Regions from separate parts of the Homo sapiens genome. Here region 1 is linked to region 2. A link is a loop called in an ENCODE intact Hi-C map of the cell type or tissue named here. Cell type or tissue: A673. All regions are shown on one strand.

The links. A loop is a pair of places that touch in the nucleus more often than their neighbours do. Peaks named below come from ENCODE experiments on the same cell type or tissue, not always from the same donor. Only the 100,000 strongest peaks of a DNase experiment are listed, where the experiment ranks them.
Region 1: a loop joins it to region 2, with 4 times the contacts of the local background. A loop is called at or near these places in 5 of 110 quality-filtered maps.

Annotation. Positions count from the first base shown.
Region 1 is chr3:107,115,231-107,123,230 of GRCh38, forward strand. The region is part of intron 2 of LINC00882 (long intergenic non-protein coding RNA 882); the gene reads right to left. Among named protein-coding and RNA genes, the nearest start is that of LINC00882, 120 kb to the right of the region's middle. In A673, a CTCF peak has its summit at 3,176 (motif pointing left); a DNase peak (open chromatin) is centred at 3,131; H3K27ac peaks cover 2,166 bases.
Region 2 is chr3:107,060,410-107,068,409 of GRCh38, forward strand. No RefSeq gene overlaps it. Among named protein-coding and RNA genes, the nearest start is that of LINC00882, 180 kb to the right of the region's middle. In A673, a CTCF peak has its summit at 4,242 (motif pointing left); DNase peaks (open chromatin) are centred at 2,582, 4,232 and 4,932; H3K27ac peaks cover 5,449 bases.

The sequences.
Region 1 (8,000 bases), 55 kb after region 2:
TAACATGGTGAATAAAAACATTTATTGTAGCTTCATTAAAAACTGGCATTTATCTCTCAAGTTTTTCCAAATGGTGTTTGAATAGAAATGATATATTTTTAAGTAATTTATTCCTCAAGTTTAATATGTGGATTTTTATGATGATAAAGCATTATAAAATGTTAAGTAGTTATTTGCTAATCTTCTCAGGGCTGTCACATGAATAATGGTATCCTCAATGGCATTTCAAAGCACAATATTCAAGCTCCTACTGTCATTCAATAATGTCACTTCTCAGGCTGTGACAAATTAAGAAATATGATGCAAATATGTTTTCCAAGATTAAAACAAAAGAATGCAATTGAAAGAGTGTAGGAAAATTGGCATGTCTTCATGTCTTAAACAGAATCATAATACTGTCTGCTCAAAATCCAAAATAAAGATAAAAATGGAAATTTAGAATGGTACACTAAGATATTCAATATAAGTTGAATGTAACAGCCTACAAGTCACCAAGACTTCACCAATTCTACGACATCTAAACATCTAAGCTTAATATCAAAATAGCAAGTGACTTAATATTCAGAAAGGAACAGGCACATTTAGGCCACTTTAGTCCCTTCAGTACAAACTGAATACAGCTGTGGATAAAGAGTCTCAATTGTTTCCAGTTTCTGAGAACACATTAGGCCACTTAATATAACATCCTGGTATATTATTTGCTTTTTTTATTAGCCAAACAAGATAGACTGATTGATTGAGTCACTCACAGGTATTCATTCCTTCAACAAATATTTATTAAAGGATTATCATGTCAGACACCAGGCTAGAGGATTTTCCCACATCACTTAATTGAAATTCAACAAGTATTCTGTTATAATGAGGATTCAATGAGTTAATATTTGTACAGTGTTTAAAACAGTGTGTGGCACATAGTAAGTGCTATATGAATGTTTGTTAAATAAATTATGTTGAAGAGTCGGTTGTAATATGATCTTTGTACAAGATTTTGATTGTTCTATTTCTTGTCTCTTAAAAGTTTCTTTCTTTTTTTTTTTTTTTTTTTTTTGGAGACGAAGTCTCGTTCTGTTGCCCAGGTTGGAGTGCAGTGGCACAATCTCAGCTCACTGCAAGCTCCGCCTCCCAGGTTCACTCAATTCTCCTGCCTCGGCCTCCTGAGTAGCTGGTACCACAGGCGCCCGCCACCACGCCCGGTTAATTTGCGTGTGTGTGTGTGTGTGTGTGTGTTTAGTAGAGATGGGGTATCCCTGTGTTAGCCAGCATGGTCTTGCTCTCCTGACCTCGTGATCCGCCCGCCTTGGCCCCCCAAAGTGCTCGGATTACAGGCGCGAGCCACCGCGCCCTGCCAAAGGTTTCTATAGGCATAAAAGAACAGCAGGGTCCTAAGATACCAGCCAGGAAGCCAGGCACAGGAAACAACTAAGTCAATATATGCCCATATAAAAATCACCTGATGGTAAATTTCTCTGGAAAAATTCTATAGGACTGACATAATAGTTTTTATATCACTTTTAAAATTTTTTTTATTTTTTTTGAGACAGAGTCTAGTAATCTCACCCAGGCTGGAATGCAGTAGTATGATCTTGGCTCACTGCAACCTCCACCTCCTGGGTTCAAGCAGTTCTGGTGCCTCAGCCTCCCAAGTAGCTGGGATTACAGACGCACACAACCGCGCCCGGCTAATTTTTTGTATTTTAGTAGAGACTGGGTTTCACCATTTTGCCCAGGCTGGTCTTGAACTCCTGAGCTCAGACAATCCACCCACCTCGGCCTCCCAAAGTGCTAGAATTCCAGGCATGAGCCACCCTGCCTGACCTAAAATATTTATTTAGCATGTACTTATGAAGTAGTATACACCAGGTTCTATTCTAACTGCTTTACATATAATAACTCATCTAATTCTCAGGCTAACTCTATGATACTAGCATTACTCCACTTTATGGATGAGGAAACTGAGGCACACAGAAGCTCACTAACTTGCCAAAGTCATATAGATAATAAGTGGTAGGGCCTACATTCCTACCCAAGTACCCAAGTAGTCTGGCTCCGGAGCTCAAGTTCGTAAACACTAAGTGAACATGTCGGCATATGAAGGGGTCAGCATTTATAAGAACCCTCACAGCCTCTGTCTCCCTGAGTCAGCATTGTTCTGTGTGCATCAACTGACTTGTCGTGTAACCCCATGATCACAGATTTTACTTTATGAAAAGAGATGGTCAAAGGACACTTTTGAAATATTCCTAAACCATACAAAAAGTCTAAAAGGAAAACTGAGGTGACAGATTATAGTTCAGGACTTAAATCAGTTTCAAATTTGACATGATCATAATTAATCACTTTTGTGTTCACACGTATTTTGCAAGAAGACTTAGAATCCATCATGTACTGACAAAGAATGAAGTAAGCGTACCTAGACCCTCCTCAATTGAATAGAGGACATTCCAACTCCTTTGCCCTGGCCCCTGCCCACTGCCCTAAATTAATTCACTATAAATAAGGACATCTAAGCAAACTACAGATCACAAGGAGTAGTAACTACCAACAAACATGAAACACTACTTTTCCATACTAGATAAATTGCAACAATTGTGGTAGAATAGCTTTGAAAGTTGTATTGAATTTAGAAATCTGGCTTTAGGAAGTACAGCAGAGGAAGCCAACTTTTCTGAAATAGCCAATAATGCAGAAACACTTTAAATGGTATTGAATGCTCCCCAGTTTCCTGAGGACCAAATAGATATTTCAGCAATTTATCAAGAACAATTAATCCTAGAAAATTGCCAATAATTCCTCTGTCTCAGAAAGAACGACCCATCTGCATTCTCGCCTTCCAAGAGCATGGCAGAGTTTGTTTCTCAGTTCTTCCCACAATTCAACTCTGATAAGTGAAATAAGGAAGGAGCTAAAAAGCGTGAAGAAATTTTTCTAAAATGTTTACAACCACAGAACCTGCCAACTGCTGCTTCCCCATTAGCTGAGTATGTTTTGGGCCACTGAAGCTCGGGTGTCAGCTCCTGGCTTGACGACGATTCCGTAAACAAAGAGACTTCAATATGTTTTATGCCCAAAATGCTCAAAACAGACACAGAGGCTCACAGGCCTGATGCCTGAGCCTCCCGCAAATGCTCAGCCAAACCACTCTATCAATCACGATTATTTGGTGCCCCCCTCTGGCCTTACTGCAGCAATTTCATTTAGCTTTCCTAAGAAACTGAAAAGAATTCTGAACGAAAGTCCAGGGTGCAATCACAAAAATCTGCCTGCAAGAGAAACCTAGTTTTGTCTGCACTTATAATAATTACTCCAATTCTCAATGGCAGAGGAAAATTTGGCAGGGCTGACTGCATGTTAAAAGCATGGTGATAAGAATGTTATATCACCATAACGTTCTTAAGGTGATATAATTTTGCTTTATGTATTTTTAAACATCCCCCAAGGAGATAGAGAGCTCTATCAGTTCCTCACAGTTAAGATAACTAGGCTACCTGGGCTCTGCTCAGAAGAATAAGTCAATTTACTCTGGAGAAATAATTCTGTGAAACTCAGACAGAGTTAGAACATCATGCAGTTGAAAACTGTATCAAAAACTCAGGCTAAACAATATTACTTATTAAGGTCATATAATACATATACGAGTTATTCACTAGCTCTTACCCAAGTTCCCTGGGTAAGCAAACTACAGAGACAAGAGTTTGTGTCCAGTTCCAGAGAGCTTCCAGGCTCCCAAAATGAATTTTGTCTCCAAATCCAAGGCCTCCTTCACTGTGCGCTTCCCCCTCACTGGCTCCCCCGACCCCCTACCCCCAACCCCCACCGGGACTGAGGTGACCATGCTCCTTCTGTTGGGTCAACATTGTCTGATCTGTTTTGGGGACAGCACATACAAGACTTTCCAGCCATGTTATGAAAGGGCTAGGCAAGGGGACGAGGCACCTCACACCCACATTACTGAGAGCGAGTGGAGTAGTACAAGTGGCAGAGATAGGCCCTATGGGGTTTCCAGAGCAGCTCTGAGGGTGCTAGATCCTAACAGGGCAAGATGACAAGGGGAAGTCAAGCTGTGAAGGCAAGAGGGAGAGGAGCCAAGGAGGTTCCTGTGGGTCAGAGGAAAGTGACTGTGGAGGAAGTCTTTGTCCAGGGCTTTGGGTGTTGGCGTCAGCTCCTCACGCAGCAGGTATAAGACAGACGGAAGGCACATAGGAACATTCGTAACTCTTCTAACTCTTCTAACATCCCTAACTCTTCCTTTCTTGCCCCTTTCTTCAGAGTTTGGAAACTCAGAGACCTCCAGGATTGGAACATGCAACTGATTCTTATTTGAAAGTGGTGAAAAACAAAACTGAAAAAGTCGGTGAGGAAAAAAGATCAACTAAAATTCAGCTTTGGGATAAGGACGAATTTAGCACCTTTTCTGGAAATCTCTGAAGCAATTACATTTGTACCCAGTAAATATTCTCATTTGGAAAAAAAAAACTGCTCAAGAAAGAGAGTAATAAAAATAACCACAATGAGGGCTCTCATTAATACTGGATCTTATGGAAACCAATTGTTCAGTCCCTCAACAAAAGACCAGATGGGCAGGAAGCTAAATATACACCATGCACTAAACATTATGAGTATCATAGTTTACAAGTCAAAGGGGGCTCTATTGAAGATAGTTCTATTTTCCCTCTATATTATCTGCTAGACAATACCTGATAACATTATCCAAGTAAATGACAACTTGATAAATAGTAATTTCCAATGGTGAACAGAGGTGACATTTCCTCATTACAAAAATATTTTCTTTGGCAGATGAGATTAACTGAATAAGAAATCCACTGACACTGAAATCACAGAGCCAAATTCCCTATCACAGCACTTATCACATTGCGTTAGGGTTGTTTGTTAAATATCTTTACTTACTTTCCTATACGCTATAATATTTGCTTTTTTCTCCCCAGTGCTTTACAAGGGGCTTGACATACAACAGGCACTCAAATAATGTTTTTTTTTTAAATTTCAATTGAATGTCCCTTTTAAGGGCATTTGCTCACTGATTTAATAAGGGAACAGTAGCCTGAAAGTACAGGTTCTGATCTTTCACAGGTAGGTAAATTTTTTAAATGAATGAGGGTCTGATCTGAAAAATACTGAGGAATTTTACATCAAATGTTTTAGCGCTGTTTCATAAGAAGATAGGAATTCTGGCTCAAGTGGGTGGTTATCAGTTTCTAATCAGTGATCCCATTTTAGCACCCTCAAAGAGGAACAAAATAAATTACCTTCTATTTGTGAAATGAAAAAGTAAAAATGTAAAGCAATTTAAACTGAGAATACCTATATAAAGGAAAAAAATTGTGAGGCTCAATCTTAGGTTTTAAAAAGGATTTCAAAACAGCTTTCCAATACTTCTAAGACTCCCATGAAAAAGATGAGATTAGAATATGAAGTAACAATTTCCTCCAAAGTATACACATGAAAGTTGGCACAGAAACACCGTTTATTTGGGCAATGACTGAAACAGTTGGCCCATTTAATCAGACAAGTGGTTTGAGTTCATCTTGTTTCCACCTGCACAGAAGTACAGCACAACAGGACAGACAAGCCCCCAGCAGGGAGGTCGAAAGAATGCTTTACCCTATCTGATTCAGTGATCCTCTTCTGACGTTATGTCCATACTGAAGGGGATAATAATGCATCAGATGATTTCAGGTAACTTATCTCCTCCCCTCCTTCTTACCTAGCAAGTAACATAACTCACCTGTCTCACGTGCAGAGGAGAAGCACAGCCTTGAATCACAAGTAGGTCTGGGAGCAGCCCTAGCAATGCCTCTTGGGGCAAGCTTGTCCCATTCAATAAGCACATCTTTCCAAAAGACCAACAGCCCCTCAATGCAGAGACCAGAAATTCCAACAGCATTCTCCTATCTAAGACATATGCCTACAGGAGCACAGATATTTTTAGGAATAATAACAACTATAAAATCATGTTTGATTTGATTCTATTTTTTGGCTTCCTGCATACATATTTGGTATGATCCTTGTACCAAATCAACCATTGTACCATCTGTAGCAGAAAAAGACATATGCAAGACTGATGACTTCCTTATCCCACTGCCCTCCCTACGCTAAAATTAATAAGAAGAGAAGAAACGTTAAGTCATTAAAATTCTTCATGCAAGCACGGCCTCTCCCTGCTCCCCACTTCACACACTTTATCATCTGTGAATGACTATGGACTTACAAGTTTCCAATCTGACTTCCTCGGGAGATCCAATGAGTCTGTCTATATATGGCATGGAAGCTTGCCCCTCTCTTTAGACATTTTATGCAGTTCTGAGGATGCAACAAATCTCATTTGGGAGCTGCACACCATCACCCACATATTAAATTGTCACCCGGAGTAATAAAATTCACAAACTCCATTTCATTTTTTTATCACCATGTTGCCTGATAATATAAAAAGGTGTCATATACCTTTGATTTGTAGCTTGTGTGTTTGTGAAATAGCCCCTCCACAAACAACCTGATGAAGTCAAGGAAGCTGAATGACTTTTTTTTTTAATGCCCAAGTCTATTTCCCTGTAAATATTCATGTGCATAAACATAAAAGTGTTAAATGGTGTGAAATCTTGGTAATTGCACAAGTAGGAAAAAGTCATAGCATGATTGTTCTGAGTGAGGTAGAAATTTCTAGACTCACTGCCTGTATCAAAAGCAGTGACCCCAAATTACATAGGCACGTATGGCATTTCTAGACCTTCAAATTACTGACTAAGATATCAAAAAATGCCACATTGGTCATATATAATTGAAAAATGGCTATCTGCTCTTTCACAGCTTTCCTTAATTTAGGTGTCTTTTGTGATATGCAAAACATATTTATACCTGATCCATTTTAACAACCTGTTTCCTAATGAATATGTTTGTAGTTCATTTTGACAGACACTTGGCTAACAGTCATTCTTCTGCCACTCTTATGTGGGGGGAAGAGAATACCAATCAATCACAGATGCCATTTAGATTTCTAGTAATCATGTTTCCAGAAAAATAATAGAGATTTTGGTAGTCATGTGTGTTAAGATCATCGGCTATTCTCATCATTATTCATCAACTTGATTCTCTGTGGAGTGATTTTTAACAGTTGGAGGTGTCACAGACTCTTTCAAGGATATGATGAAATACCTAGGCTTCTCCCCTAAATAAAATAATCATAAACACTACTTTTTTTCTATAATGTAAGGGATTCACAGACTTACAAAGTTGATCAACCATGGATGATTTCAGGTTAACAATCTCTGCTCTAGGATTATGATTATAATTGTCTTTAAAACATCATTATGATGGCAGTGTGAAGAACAGGCTGGGCTAGGGGAAGACAGGCTGCACGGAATGTATTTGCCATTTTCATTACAGCCAGTGAGTGGTGAGGGTGATTTTACCAGAGTGCAGGCAATAGAAAGTAAAAAAAAAAAATAGGGAACAAAATCAACAAAACCTGGAGATTGAAAGGGGGTTTTATATCTATACAGAAAGAAAAGAAAAAGACCTCACTCCTTAGTCATGTCTGACATTTCAAAAAAAAAACATGAAGTAGAAAATCAGCTCTCCAAAGTTTTAAGGCTTTTATTGGTATATTTTTATTTTGCATGAAAATAACCCTTTGATAACTAGTAAATAAAGACTATCTGCACAGAATATGCTTTTAGTGATTAGATATATTTGCAAGTTGATTTTTTCTAGAATTTCTAAAGAAGGTTAGTTTCTCATTCATCTATAGGCCGTGTTCTATAAAGGTGTTGCCTTATGTTGCCAACAACACACTCATTGCACTTAAACAGTGACTGGAAAGGACAAATTTAAAGTGTCATTGCTTTAGAAGGAATAAGTAGTAGAGTATGTTCTTCACATAACCAGTGAATGTGGCAAAGGAAAATTAGCAAACAAAAGCATAATAAATTTATTTGGAACAATAGTAGATTGAATATGTACATCTATTTCTTCTCTGTCCTGAAATT
Region 2 (8,000 bases):
GCCTCCAGACTTAGCCAATTATTTGCATCATCCTACCCTTTGCAATTTTAGGTGACTGATCTATGTGGGGAATTGTAATATCATTAATAGTTATTCATTTTAAACTCTAAACTCACCACTGCCATGAGACCAATTTAACAGCATGGTATACGTAACGGTACAGTGGGTGAGAAGGGGTACAGGCTTCAAAGTCAAGTACAGGAGGGCTCCAGTCCCTCATCTGCATCTTGCTATCTTGGTGCCCTTGGGCAAGTCACTTGATTTCATGAAACCTCATTTTACTTATCTGCAAGATCACGGTAGGAACACTTAACTCGAAGTTTTGTTATACAGAGCAAAATGATAATAAAATTAAATCACATATGTTTACTTGTTTTGATTGAAGAATCTAAACTCATTAAACTATAAACATGGAATTATTTTCCCATCTTCCCAAATAATACCTATCAAATGTCTCCTTTCACCTTCTTTTTACCTAGGTACAAGCTCCTTATAGATCTCTCACCTCATTCTTATGACATTTCTTCAGTTTGGGTTAAGATTTTCTTATATTTATTTAAACACCTCCCTCTTCCACAAAAGCAGGACACACTACTGACTAGAAGTGTTTGAGGGTAGGGAGGAAGGGGTGTGTTCTCCAGAGAAAGCACTCTCCATCGAAGCTTCAGCAGCAGTGAGAGGAGGCAGGGAGAGAAATAGTTACTGGAGCAACCACGATGGTGGGTGACAGGCCCACCATTCTCTTTCTTTAGGTTGTTGCTATTTTCTCTGTTGAACATTGACTACTTGGCAATTTCACCTTTGAGAGAGTTATCCAAGCATTGGCTCTTTGTACGTTCTTGGAGGGCCTTTTTGGCCTCTCCCACTGCATGTCCCTTGGCTAGGAGACCAGGTTATAGCTAAGGCTATTCCTTCTTGCCTTAACACCAGCTGGAGCAGAAAGGTATCTACAGTACTGCCTAAATCACAGCCACAATTAGTGGTGTTTTTCCAACTCATAGGAAATTCCCATGTTCTTACTAAATATAGGGTTTAAAGCTGAGCCCCTGACATTCCACTCACACCTCTGACATCTCTCTCCTGCCCTTTTATCCAAGCTCAGAATTACCAGATAGTAGGTTAGCTCATGGTTCAGCAGCTTTCAGAAAGGAGAAGGTCATGAGCTGTAGACCTTTTGGAAAGGAAATAATTCAGGCATTCACTACCAACACCCACTCAGAATTCATACATTGAAATCCTAACCACTAATGTGATGGTATTAGGAAGCAGAGCCTTTGGGAAGTGATTGGTCATGAGAGTGCAGCCTCCATGAATGAAACAAGTGCCCTTACAAAAGAGACCAGGGAGAGCTCTCTCACCCTCCTTCCATCATGTGCACATACAAAGAAGTCAGCAGTCTAGACCCCGGAAGAGGGCCTCCACCAGATACTGATCATGTTGCCACCCTGATCTCAAACTTCCAGCCTCTAGAACTGTGAAAAATAAATAAGCCACCTAGTCTATGGTATTTTGTTATAGCAACTCAAACTGACTCAGAGATCTACTTAATACACCAATGTCAAAATCTATTTCTGAGGCTTAAGACACATCTCACCACTCCTAACATTAATGTCAAAATCCTTATACCAGGGCCTGTCAGTCACCACAGAATCTGATCCAGACCACAACTCCAGCTCTGTCCCATGCCATTCCCACCCCTTGCTGCCTGTATTCCTGCCCCACTATCTTCTTTAAGATCATCAAACTGCCAGGCTACTCTTCATCTCAGTATAAAAATAGACAAAGAGTCTTCAAGACAGAATTCTGAGGAACACCAATATTTTACTGTAGATTAAAAGAAGGAGAAGACAGTAAAGAAAACAGAAGTATCCAGTGAAGTAGAAAAAAAAAAACAGAAAATATGTTATGGCAGAAGCAAAATAACGAATGCATTTCTAAGTAAAATAAGTGGTTTACCTAATTAAATGCTGCTAAATGAAGCCCAAGAATTTGACCAGCTAGAAGAGACTGGAGACCTTGAAATAAATGTTCTGGTAGAGAGATGAGGTCAGAAGGTAGATTGAAGTACCATAAAGATGAGTGGGAGGGAAAGAATGAGATAATCTTATTTGATAGCAGGAGTAATATTTATTAGCACTTAAATTATTTTAATTTAAAGTGGCTTTAACTCTTTGCCAAGCACTATGCTAAGCACTTTGCAAGCATTTTCTCATTAAGTCCTCACTTAACACTATTTGGCAAGGAAACTAAAATTTAGAGGGACTAAATAAATTGCACAACCACACAGCTAAAAAGCTGTGGGAGACTGAATAATGGCCCCCAAATATATCCAGGTCCTAATCCCTGGAACTCGTAGTGTTACTTTATATTAAAAAAAAAAAAAAGGCTTTACCGATGTGATTAAGGATCTTGAAATGGAAACATTAACTTGGGTTATCAAGGTGGGCCCTAAATATGCTCAAAAGTGTCCCAAGAGGGAGGCAGAAGGAGATTTGACACAAAAGAGAGAAGACAATGTCATGGCCTCAGCAGAGAGGGAGATTTGAAGATGCTACAGTGCTGGCTTTGAAGGATGGGGTGGGGAGCAAAAGAATGCAAGGAATGCAATTCTAAAAGTTGGAAAAGGCGAGGAAACAGATACACTTAGAGCCTTCATAGGGAGGACAGCTCTGAAATTAAGATATCTTAACTTCAGCCCAGGAAATGGGTTTCAGAATTCTGACCTCCAGAACTAAAAAATAATAAATGCCTGTTGCTTTAAGCCACCAAATTTGGATTATTTGTTACAGAAACCACTGGAAACTAATATAGAAGTGATCATAATTCGATCTCCAATATAGTTCTACAACAAATCTAAGGGTCACACATATGGAAGGAAAACACAGAAAGGGCAGGAGGAAAAAGAAAGAGATAGAGAAGAATACAGAACAGAGAATTGAAGGGAAGAGGAAGAGAGGGGAGGGGAAAAAGTGTGAGGAGTTGCGAACAGGAGCAGAGAGAATAAGACCCCAAACATTGTTAAAGTCCATGGCAACTTCATCTTAAGGACTATTATCCCCACCTGAGTCAGAATGAGTTGGCATTGGCCCATAGCTACAAGTTATCTCCAGGGGGTAAAATTCCAGTGCAGAATAACCTATAAATACTGTGGCATCGCAGCTAGAGAGAAAACAGATTGATGTAGTCCTAGTTTGGAGGTCAATTGGCTCAGTAACTGTTAGAAGCAGCCAACAGTTAAAGACACAAATATTACACGGTTGGAGATAAAGTTCCAAAAAGAACAAATTGATTCATTTTGTACCACGAACTCAACTCAAAGTAAAGCCCTACTTCGCTTTTTAAGATATATTTTGTAAGGTTTTCATTTTTTGTTTTATGTTATTATCCTGTTATGACTTATTAATGGCTATCATTTGCTATAGTGAAATCGTATTGAGACTTTTCACTCAAATGCTCTAAATAATTAATCTATTTTCAAGAACGCTTTATAAATGCATTGTTATTTAATTATCTTATTTAATTTCATGTTTAAATAATGCTCTGGTATATATGAATCAATGGCCACATCTTAAAAGACATACCTGTATCCAATATTCAATAAAAGAAAAGGAAATTTAGCAGGAAAATGAATGATTTGTGTGTCTAACACCACCATTTAAACAACCTGAAACTCACGGCAACATTTGTCCCTTAGGTTCAAGGATGTATCCGAGGGTAGTCATGAAAATTCAATTCTTAACGCTGACTTGCTGTGCTCTCACAGGATTCTTTTCCTAGTTAGAGTTACAACATTTTTCCTTAGGAAATGAGACAATGCATTTTGAAGTTCTCTAAGGTTAGGAAGAGATTAGGGAAGAAACATTTGCAGTCCATATATAGATTCTAAATACCCATAGAATGATGATTTTCCTAATTTTCTAACAAATATTTCTTATATTATGGAGCTAAAAGCTACATTTTTAAGGGAGAATTGAGAATAAGGAGAAATGGTAAGGTACATTTGTGGGAAGAAACGCATTTAATTCAGTCTCTCCCTTTCAAAAACAGAAAGGGAAACAGCAATCAACACAACATATGGAGTATCTGTTTTTCGATAAAAATGCCAGGTAAAGAGGTCTTATTTAAATCCACACAGACAGTATTATCCTCCCCTTCTGAAGATTGTTTTTCCCCAGGCACAAAAGGTCAGGCATATTGTTGAGTCTGTTACCCAAAGACCCGAGTAACAGTGACATCTAGTGGTGCACGGTGATATAGGACGTAGAAACGCAAACGCTTGCTGAGAGCCCAGAGCAAAAAACCCTAGAAGGAAGCTGCTAAATTTAAAGTTTCCTGATTTCTGTGGCAACAAAATTGTATTCTAATGTAATCAGTTACTCCTGTCTCACAGGGAATGATATTGTTCTGGGTCAACATTTGGGACATGGAAAAGTCACTTCGTATTCACTGCTGGGGAAATGAGGAAACCTATAGTCAAATCCCACCACTTTGGTTTTGGAATTGGAAATGTAACAATATTGCTGGGATTTTTTTTTAAAGAGCATCATCAATCTGACCACAAAAGGTTATGCTCCTCAGACAGGAGAAAGGCAACTGAATACGCTTGTAAATGCCAATCCTAAAAATCTATCCAAAGATATTAAATTTCTCATTTTTAAATTTTATTTCTCTACAGACTATTTTCTCGTGTCTAAAAAAGAGGCCATCTCAGGCCGCTCTGTAGCAGCTCAAACTCTGGCACTCAGCCCATTGCCTTAGACCTACTGGCTACACCGTTCTGCCCTTCTCTGCTGCAGGTGCCAGCCACAGCATCCTTTTGTCTGGTTGCCAAATCAGTAATCTCTCTTGGCATCTGCCTTTTCTACCCCCTTCCCCCATTCTCCCCCTCCATCAAGAAATCTAATTCCAAGTTGGCAGGCAGAAGGTCAGAAATCTTTGAAAGCCTCAGCTTCCACCGCCCACTCTCGAGTCTCGCCTCTGTGCATTCTGCCAAATGCCAACTTGCTTTTCTCCCTCCTCCATAACATCCTGTATCTCTGGAACGCTGAGGTTGTCACCTGAATCTTGCCCTCACATCTGCTTCCTTCCCCTCCCTCGGCAGCAGGGCCCTCTTTCATTAGTAACATCCTGCCGCGTCTCCCCAAGGCTCAGCACATCTTGTCATCCGTCCCTGGCATACACAGTCTCTTCCTAGTTATCAACTTTGGGACTCGCCTCCATCAGAGGTATCTGGAGACCAGAGCTGGCCCAGAGCAACTGGGGAAGGCAAGCTGACGGCCCCCTGAAATCCACATAATTGCATCTTTGAAAAGTGGGCCACATGACAGCAAAGAACTGAAAACTAGTGTGACAGAGAAGACAAAAGACAAAAATCACACCCAACTCCAATAGATGACAGTTTTGTTTCTTTGTTTACATTTTGAAGTGACATGTTCAGGGAGACTTTAGAATAGTCTTTTAGGGAAAAAAAATTAATATCTTGCATGATTTGTTCACTATGAAAGAATTTTTTAAAACACATGCACTAGGAATTTTATATCATTTTTTAGTTTTAAAAAGATGACCATGTCAGTGTTTCATTTTGAAGCTACGAATTGCATATAAATTATATCAACAAAAATAGGATTCTCATCTCAATTGTTTCTAACCTCTTGTAACCACTGTGCCATCCTTATTGCTTCTCTCTAAAAATAGCAAAGTCGGAGCTAACTTAAAAAGAAGTAATAAGAAAAAGACAGCAGTAGAAAAGCTGAAAAGAAATTAAAGGCAAGTATTACCTCTCATAAATATCCACTAAGCAGAAGCTGAACAAATTAACTTCAAAACCATTGAAACTAGGGAAATACCCTCTTGCAGCAAGTCAGAAGATGAAAAAAATCACTAGTAAGAAAACGTGAAGTTAGATAAAGTCTTTTTTTTTTTTGAGATGGAGTCTCACTCTTGTCACCCAGGCTGGAGTGCAAAGGCGTGATCTCAGCTCACTGCAACCTCCGCCTCCTAGGTTCAAGTGATTCTCTTGCCTTAGCCTCCCAAGTAGCTGGGTTAACAGGCGTCCGCCACCACGCCTGGCTAATTTTTGTATTTTTGTAGAGACAGGGTTGCACCATGTTGGCCAGAATGGTCTTGAACTCCTGACCTCAGATGATCCACCCGCCTCGGCCTCCCAAAGTGCTGGGATTACAGGCGTGAGCCACCGTGCCCGGCCATAGATAAAAGTCTTTAAAATGCACTTTAGAGATATTATTACTGCCGTGTTGCTCTGTTTCACATGTAGCATAGTGTTAAGACTCTTCACAAAATTGTTTAAACTGGGTTATTATATGAAAATCATTTAGAGCCACCTAATTCTTTAACTTATGATGAAACAGAAGTCCAAAGATTAAGTTTTGTTTTGTTTTGTTTTTTTTGCAATAGCAAAGCAGAAACCAGAACCTAACTTTCCAATTCCCAATCCTGTATTATATGCACACCTATGTAGCATTTTTAAATATTAAAAAATATGATTGCATTGAATAGATGATTTCTGCCTTACTCAATTTTCCATTTCTAAAATAAACATGATTGCAATCATGAAATCCTAACTATTCACCACTAAATCAATGAAATCCTATGATTTGGCACAGGATTGGAACAAAAGATAAAATAAGCCCTTTAGAAAAAGCCCTTAAAATGTCGAAATCGCATCATATCAGACAACACTCTTTCCCAGAGTGTATAAAAGGAAAAACAAAAGAATATAGACTCAGACTAAGCTGAAGAACCAAATCTGGAAAGAGTGACATTGATTTCAAGGATCAGACTTCATATATTGAGGGTCCATGTGGGTGGAAGTGTTGGGCAAGCACACTGTGTTTGGAACTACCTTTAAACTCACCATGTTTTATTTGTGTTACTAAGACATTCAGGTTGTGTATTAGTCTGTTCTCACAGACTATACAGAACCACCTGAGACTGGGTAATTTGTAAAGAAAGGAGGTTTAATTGATTCACAGTTCCACAGACTGTACAGGAGGCATGGCTGGGGAGGCCTCAGGAAACTTACAATCATGGCAGAAGGGCAAACGGGAAGCAAGCACCTCTTCACATAACAGCAGGAGAGACAGCGCACGAAGACTGGGGGGTGCTACACACTTTTCAAACAACCAGCTCTTGTGAGAACTCTATCACAAGACAGCACTAGGGTGATGGTGCTAAACCATTAGAAACCACCCCCGTGATCCAATCACCTCCCACCAGGCCCCACCTCCAACACTCGAGATCACAATTCAACATGAGATTTGAGTGGGAACACAGAGCCAAAGCATATCAGTTTGGGATGACAGAAAGCCAGTATGTCAGCCAAAAACTAATGCTAAAGAGAAAAGTGCAAGGAATGAACAGCCTTCTGCTAGTTGAAAGAACAATGAAAGGTTTTGCCGTCTTCTATAACTTGAGTGATAGATTGATGGTGAGTGCTTGCCTATGGCAACAGCTCTCAAACACATTTTACATTATTCTTTTGAAAGTGGTATATCGAAATAATTTCCTAACCCCGAAACAAAGAATTCATTGAAACTGGTTGCTGTTTGGTAGAGAAAGAAACTACGGAGTTTCAATATACCTGAGGTGAAATCCCAACCTATCACTTCCTGGCTATGTGACTTCAAGCCCGGCCATTAACTTCACTAAACATCAGTTTCCTCCTTCATTTGGAGAAAACACACATCCATAGTCTCTTACATGAAGTTCTTGTGACTAGATTTCAAGGTTTTTTTAAATTTTATAATAACATAATGTCATGCATATACTGAATTTTATGTGACACCCCAATGTCTGAGGCAGTACTTAGTAAGCAAACATATTGATATTCCTTCAGTAAAATATATCAATAATCCACTGAAAGAGATAAATAAAATGTATTACTATTTTCATGGAATTCAAGTCAGGTATTGCCATCAAAACTACGAAAGGAACTTTCCAATATAGAGCCTCCTAGATTTTGGCATTGTGGATATGGGATT